Regions from separate parts of the Homo sapiens genome. Here region 2 is linked to region 1. The links are chromatin contacts, found by Hi-C or POLR2A ChIA-PET in ENCODE. All regions are on one chromosome and are shown on one strand. The core of a region is the stretch at or near the end of the contact, and the rest is flanking DNA. Distances in the headings are between cores, read along the strand shown.

What was found. A loop is a pair of places that touch in the nucleus more often than their neighbours do. ChIA-PET counts read pairs that join two places held with the same protein, here RNA polymerase II (POLR2A). Pooled maps may share reads with other maps.
Region 2: a pooled map shows a loop between it and region 1 (6-fold over the local background). The contact joins two enhancer-like sites. A Hi-C loop is called at or near these places in 2 of 50 pooled maps. POLR2A ChIA-PET finds 5 or more read pairs at or near these places in 2 of 52 experiments (activated T-cell and activated naive CD4-positive, alpha-beta T cell).

What each region holds. Positions count from the first base shown.
Region 1 is chr10:69,050,044-69,053,733 of GRCh38, reverse strand. No RefSeq gene overlaps it. Among named protein-coding and RNA genes, the nearest start is that of SRGN, 36 kb to the left of the region's middle. RefSeq lists enhancers at 12-511, 512-1,013, 1,134-1,243, 1,384-1,513, 2,324-2,453. Within about 2 kb of position 2,238, at least 9 of the 41 ENCODE cell types and tissues checked have a DNase peak (open chromatin) inside an H3K27ac peak, as active enhancers do.
Region 2 is chr10:71,764,833-71,768,769 of GRCh38, reverse strand. The region is part of intron 38 of CDH23 (cadherin related 23); the gene reads right to left. All of the region lies in intron 1 of VSIR (V-set immunoregulatory receptor), which reads left to right. Among named protein-coding and RNA genes, the nearest start is that of VSIR, 6.7 kb to the left of the region's middle. RefSeq lists an enhancer at 1,234-2,433. Within about 2 kb of position 1,474, at least 30 of the 41 ENCODE cell types and tissues checked have a DNase peak (open chromatin) inside an H3K27ac peak, as active enhancers do.

The sequences.
Region 1 (3,690 bases), core at 989-3,488:
ACCTCCTAGGCCCAGCACGGTGGCTCATGCCTGTTATCCCAGCACTTTGGGAGGCTGAGGTGGGAGAATTGCTTGAGTCCAGGAGTTCAAGACCAGCCTGGGCAAGATGGTGAAATCTCGTCTCTATAAAAAAAAATTTTTTAAATTAGCTAGGCGTAGTGGCCTGCAGCTGTTGTTCCAGAAATTCTGGAGGCTGAGGTGGGAGGATCACTTGAGCCTGGGAGATCGAGGATTCAGTGAGCCCTATTGAGGCTTCAGTCAGCCCAATGCAAACAGCATTGCTACACTCCACCCTGGGCGGTAGAGCAAGACCCTGTCTCAAAACAACAACAAGAATAAAAGACTTCACCTACTGGGCACCTTGGGCGACTTCACCTACTGGGTTGGCCAGGCCTTGTGCTGGGCATAGAAAACACCAGAGATGGTGTTGGGAGTGTGTGTGTTGGATCTCTGTGTGTTGACCGTGGTGCCCATCCTCCACCACACCCTTCCTGGCCCTGGGCTGGTGATGTTCTTTCTTGGGTTGGGCCCTTTGAGCTGTCACACCTGCACTCTCTCTTCTGAGCCCCACACCATGGTCCGGCCACAGTCTCTCCTCAACTACCTCACCCCCAGGCCAGGCACCACTCCAGGAGCACCACCTATACTGTGTTCAATGAAAATGACACCCCCTGGAGTTGTGCAAGGAGGTGGCACTGCCCACCCCACCCCCAATTCGTGTAAATTTCCTGAGGGCAAGCTCTGTGTCCAGCCTCCCATCCGATTCTCTAAAGAATTCCTTTCTGTTCTCTGCATCTCAGTTCCCTCGTAGGGGCAGCACAGGGGAATTCCTGTGCGAGTCTTCCAGTTCAGCCATTTAGGATTCTACCCTACAACCCATTCACTTGTTTATTCATTTCAGTCCGCAAATACTTTTTGAGTACCTACTGTGTGGCAGGCATTGCTCTAGGTGCTTGGGCTATATCCATGAACAAAAAGTACCCATCTTTGCCCTCGTGGAGCTTACAATCTAGTAGATAGCAGTGAGGGTGACAGAGACCCAGAACAACACATAATGCCTAAGGAAATTCTACAGCATGCCGTGGGGGAAAGGAGCAAGGTACAAAGGCAGCTGGGAGAGGAGTGCATGTTCCTTCAGTAAGGTGGTCGGGGCGCTCATCCAAGAAGGAAGACTCGCAGGAGGTGAAGGAGGGAGCCAGGTAAGAAGCCCACGCACCAGCCACCAGGCAGTGGTGAAAGCGGAGGCAGAGTGAAAAGCCTCAGGCACACCCTGAGATTAACAAAGAAGTGAGAGAAGGGGCTTTAGGACCTGGAGGTTTAAAGCCAGCAGCAAAGAAAGGACGGAATTCTGTTCTTATTGTATGGAAAAGACAATGACAATGGCACTGGACTGCTCCAGCCAGAGCCAGGGGTAACCAGCCTCCACCCCAGCTGAACAATGGGGGAAGCAAGGCTGAAGGAAGTGAAACCCTTGACCAGAAGCGGGAGAAATCTCCTCCCCACCACCTTCCCCACTCCAGACCAGCAGCTCTGGGCCAAGAGGCCTGATACCCAGCTCCCAGCCCAGGTCATGGTGGGTGAGACACATCATCTGTCCCCTTCCGTGTGCTTTGAACTTACCAATCATATTCCTGCCTCAGGGGCTTGGTGCTTTTTCTCCTCACTAAATCACTACTTCTGCAACTCAATGTCACCTCACAGGTGACAGTGGTCTTCCCTGCCATTCTTTCCTATCGAAAATAGCCTACCACCTCTACCGGCCTGTTCCTCTCCATGCCTCTACTCTGCTGACACAACCCAATATCATATTACATACTGACAGATATCCACGTATTGATTGTCCGCCTCCATCACTAGGATCTGAGCTCTGCGGGGGCAAAGACTGTGTCATGTCCATCATCGTGTCCCTGGCATCGAGACCATTGCCTGGCACACATAAGCACTCTGTTCTGTCCCTATTTGGGGTTAGAAGATGCTGGAGAAATTACCTAAGCTCTACCCAAACTCTTTGGAAGTATCTTTCTCACAAAATGTACTCATCAATCATACTGGATTGAACAGTGTCCCCCCAAAATTCATGTGTACTGGAACCTCAGAATGTGACCTTATTTGGAAATAGGCTATTTGCAGATGTCATCAAGTTAAAATGAGGTAATAATGGATGAGGATGGGCCCTAATCCAATAGCTGATGACTTGTTAGCAAGAGGGAAATTTGAACACAGAAGGAAGAGGATGTGAGACAGAGAGATGACATCAAGTGACCACGGGGGCCACGATGAGGGCAGTGCATCTGCAAGCTGAGAAGCACTGAAGATTGCCAGCAACACCAGAAGCCAGGAAGAGAAAAGGACATGCCTCCCCCAGAGCCTTCAGCAGCAGCATGACCCTGCCAGCAATTTGATTTCAGACTTCTCGCCTCTAGAACAGTGAGGGATGTCACTGTAAGCCATCCAGTTTGTGGCACTTTGTTGGATCAGCCCTAGGAATATAATACAGCAATGTTACCTGGAGCTCCAGTCCCACAGGTGGCCAAAGATCGGTCACTCCATCTGCCAGGTGCCCATCCCTGGAGAGGACCCAGAAGCCTTACACATTAGACATGTCTTTGCAAGAAAAGTGCCTTTTTTTTTTTTTTGAGATGGCGTCTCACTCTGTAGCCCAGGCGGGAGTGCAGTGGTGCGATCTCGGCTCACTGCAACCTCCCCTCCCAGGTTCAAGTGATTCCCCTGCCTCAGCCTCCCAAGTAGCTGGGACTACAGGTGCGTGCCACCACACCCAGCTAATTTTTATTTTTTTGTATTTTTAGTAGAGACGGGGTTTCACTGTGTTAGCCAGGATGGTCTCGATCTCCTGATCTCATGATCCACCAGCCTTAGCCTCCCAAAGTGCTGGGATTACAGGCATGAGCCACCGCGCCTCGCGCCCCCACCCCCAGTTTTTTTTAAGAGATGGGGGTCCTGCTATGTTCCCCAGGCTAGACTCCAACTCCTAGACTCAAGCGATCTTCCTGCCTCAGCCTCCCAAGTAGCTGGGATTATAGGTGTGCACCACTAAATCCAGCTAGGAGCTTTCAACTTTTTTTTTTTTTTTTTTTTTTGAGATGGAGTCTCACTCTGTCGCCCAGGCTGCAGTGCAGTGGCGCTATCTCGGCTCACTGCAAGCTCCGCCTCCCGGGTTCACGCCATTCTCCTGCCTCAGCCTCCTAAGTAGCTGGGACTACAGGCGCCTGCCACCACGCCCGGCTAATTTTTTGTATTTTTAGTAGAGACGGGGTTTCACCGTGTTAGCCAGGATGGTCTCGATCTCCTGACCTCGTGATCCGCCTGCCTCGGCCTCCCAGAGTGCTGGGATTACAGGCGTGAGCCACCGCACCAGGCCTTTTTGTTTGTTTGTTTGTTTGTTTGTTTTGTTTTGAAACGGAGTCTTGCTCTGTCACCAGACTGGAGTGCAGTGGCACAATCTCAGCTCACTGCAACCTCCACCTCCCGGGTTCAAGTGATTCTCCGGCCTCAGCCTCCCAAGTAGCTGAGACTACAGGCACACACCACCACGCCCAGCTATTTTTTGTATTTTTAGTAGAGACAGGGTTTCACCATGTTGGCCAGGAAGGTCTCAATATCTTGACCTTGTGATCCACCCACCTCAGCCTCCCGAAATGCTGGGGTTACAGGCATGAGCCTCTGCGCCCG
Region 2 (3,937 bases), core at 225-2,724, 2.7 Mb before region 1:
AGTGGCTCATGCCTGTAATCCCAGCACTTTGGGAGGCTGAGGTGGGAGGATCTCTTGAAGCCAGGAGTTTCAAGCCAGGGGACCAGCCTGGACAACATAACGAGACCCCATCACTATGAAAAATTTAAAAATTAGCTGGGCATAGTGGCATGTGTCTGTAGTCCTAGTTGGGAGGCAGGGGTGGGAGGATAACTTGAGCCCATGAGTTCGAGGTTACAGTGGGCTATGATCTCATTGTCACTGCATTCCAGCCTGAGTGAAGAGCAAGACCCTAGCTCACTAAAGAAAACCAACCAAACGGCCAGGCACAGTGGCTCACTCCTGTAATCCCAGCACTTGGGGAGGACGAGGCGGGTGGATCACATGAGGTCAGGAGTTCAAGACCAGCCTGGCCAACGTGGTGAAACCCCGTCTCTACTAAAAATACAAAAATTAGCCAGGCGTGGTGGCGGGTGCCTGTAGTCCCAGCTACTCGGGAGGCTGAGGCAGGAGAGTTGCTTCAACCTGGGAGGCGGAGGTTGCAGTGAGCTGAGATTGCACCACTGAACTCCAGCCTGGGCAACAGAGCGAGACTCCATCTCAAACAACAACAACAACAACAACAGCAACAAAGCCAACCAAACAAACAAGCACTTAGAATGATGCCTGGCACAGAGTAGTAGGGGGCAAAAAGACTTGAGCTGGACCCTGAGGACGTCTTCACAGCATAGAAGCGTGAGGGTGGCTGGCTGGAGCCGGGAGCCTGAGCTGCACACAGTCCTCCTCCAAAAGGGCCTGGGGAGTCTGGGAGGGGTTCATCCACAGAAGCATCCACGGGCCGGGACCTCTGGCCAGCTGCCTAGGCCCTCCCTGGGGAGGCATGCTAGCCTCCAGCTCCAGCCCCGGATGCACGGAGGCTTTCCCAAGGTGCTGGAAGTGCCGCTTCCTTCAATAGAGCCTGGCTTCCCCTTCCCAGCCCCCTTGGTCTGATGTGAATGGACACTTCCTGCGGGGGCAGGTATCAATAAACACATCTGAGATGCCCTTTGTCCTCACTGGCCAGAAAGCCCCAGGGCAGACTTGCTGGCTTCAGGCCCTGAGCCTATGCCTTGTGACGCTTCCTTTCTTAGCCTTGGCAGCCCCAGTCCTGATTGATCCATGCCTCTGTTTCCCTCTGCATCTTGATAAAGACAGAACATAGTCTTTTCCTACAGCCCCAGCCCCAGCCTGTGGACCATCCTGGGGGATGGGGCCTGGCGGGGAGCTGGAACCAGGTCCCATTCTCTTTGGGATGTCCTGTGAGACCAAGGACGGGACCTTTTGCATCTAGTGCAGGGCCAGCCACAGCAGGCAATTAATAACTGTTTACTTGACAACCTCTAGCAGCTGGTCAGAGTTCAGCTGTTTGGGTGGGGCTTCCTAGGCCCGACTAACCAAGCTTGGGTCCCACCTCCAAAGGCTAGGGCGTTGCCTTGGCGACTGTGGGCTAAGCTCACGCCCTGTCATGAAAAATACACAGGCCTGTCCACACCCACACACACCCATCCCGTGCACACTCACAGGGGTCACCCGGGGCCTGCTGGGTGGAGAGAGGTGAAGGTCACAAAAACTGGCATTCTGAGAAGATGCCAACAAGAGCTCCTTTCCCTTGTACTGGGACAGAAACATCTGAGGGTGCCACAGCTAGAAATCTCAGGCACAGGTCCAGGCCCAAGTTCTGAGCAGATGCCCCTGATGGAACTCTGCATCCCCACAGCCTCCCTGCCTGGGCCTGGCCCATGTTAGGACCTTGGTAAATATTTGTGGAATGAAAGAATGATGTTTTCAGCTTGGGTCTGAGGCAGAGCAGGAATGTTGCACGGAGGGCGTGGAGGTCAATGCACGGTCAGTTCATTTTTTCTAAATAGCTGAAGGATGAGGCATCAGCCCCGCCTGCCCACTGGAGGGTTCTGGAGAGGTGGGTGGCTCTTCCTGTCTGCAGTGCTGGCCTGTCCAAGGTGTGAATCTCAGCTCAGTCACACAGCACTGTGTGGCCTTGGGCAAGTCACTTCTCTGAGTCTGTTTCCTCATCTTTAAAATAGGGATGATACCACCCATGTTGGGGGTGTTATGAGAACTAAATGTGACAGGTATAAGATGCTCAGCAAGAGCCTAGCACATAATACATGGTCATAAGACAGCTCTTCCCTCCTGCCCACAGGATTTTAGAGCTGGCAGCCCTCAGGTTAAGATGAAGAAACGGAGGCTCAGAGAAGGGTGGGATCTGCCCAAGGGCACACAATGAGGGCACAACTAAGTGGACACTGAGGCCCCAGGACGTTGCAATCCAAGCGAGAGTTTTACTCCTGAGACTCAGGCTTTCCCAGGTTCACGGCACTCTTCCTCTAGGTGGCCCTGCCTCCTTACCTGGTGGCAGGTGGCGGGTGGCGGGCGGGGGGCCTGGGTCTTGACAGCAGCACGGCAACTGGACGGTTCCCGCCTGGCACATGCTCAGGCCCAGGCCCCGGGTCATTTTCCTGTCCCACATGCTTTTGGCCACCCTGGAGCCAGGGGCTTTCCTCCCCACCCACTTTTCCCGGTCTCCGACAATGACCCAGGTGTCCAAAAGGATCTGCTCCTGACAATAAGCAACATCCTCTCGCCAAAGAATTGTAATTTTAGCCGGGCTGCACAGCTTCCCTGACAACACACAGGCATGTGCACAGATGTGGAGTCCGCGGGGCACGTGCAGGCCCCTCTGCGTGCTGTGCGCTGCCCCTCTCCCCCATGCCATGCCTTCGAGTGTCCTCCTAACGACAGGCTGCTGTGGGCCTTGTCCCAGCTGGAGTCTCAGACACAGTAAATGGGGTGTTTTCTGGCCTTCCCTCCCTCCCCAGGACAAACCCCTGTGGACCCTTGGTTTGTCCTGTCCCTCTGGCTTGTCCTGGACCCTCTCCTGTCTGGCCCTCTTGCTTGAAAACTGAACATCCTCCCCTGCTCCCCAAACTTGAATCCTAAGACAGCTTTTTTCTAAAAGGGGAACAACTCCTTTGGGACCTGTGGGATGGGTGGCCAGTGTGTGAGGGGTGGGGAGGTGTGGGGGATTGAGCAATGCCCCCTCTCCCGTACTCCCTGAACTCTGCTTTCTCTCTGATGCACCCACCCGCCGTGCATCTCAAGGAAGTTGCCTCCAGGGGAGAACATCCCTTCCCTACTGCTGCGGGTGCTATGGGTACAATCCTGGGGTCATTAACCCCATTGCTTAGACCCTGAGGGCTCCCAGCCTGGTGCCCTGCCCCACCTTGTTCACAGGGACACTCAGGCCAACAACCACGCTAGCCCCACTTGTCCACACCTCTGTCCACTTGAGGGCCCCCAACCCCACCCAGCTCAGCTTTGCGCATCTTGCTTTGGCTGCCAGCTCTACTCTGCCTGCCCTGCCATACCCTCCTCTGGCCTGCAGCCCCGTGTCTGCTGAGCCAGCCCTTTGGCCAGCCCCCAAGGTATGTGTGCTGGTGGTAAATACTACCGTAGCTGAAGCTGGAGCTGAATTCAGCTCCCAGCCCTGGGGTGGCTCTGGGGTAGGAGGTGATGTCAGGCAAAGGGAGAAAGGGGCAGAAGCTGGGAGAGGTGCTGGTGGGACCTGCCACATGGCCTGCTGGGGAAGGGGGCAGCACAGGGCCCCCTTGGGGCAGGTTTTGTTTCTTCCTGGGAGTACGTGGGAGAGCCCTTTCCCTAGGTCCTCCTCACTTCTGTTTCCCGGCAGAGCCATAGTTTTGCAGCTACACCCACCCCACTCAGGTGTGAAGGGGAAGTCCAGGCCAGCACGGACAAAACCAGGGGCACAGCCAAGCTTCCTGGGGCTCCTTTTCCACTGAGCCTGCTGCAGGGGTAAGGGCAGTGGGTTAGCAGAGGAGAGTTGGCTAGTCCCTGCACTGCCAGGCTTTCCCTGGGGACCCTGGGTGGATCATCTCCTCTC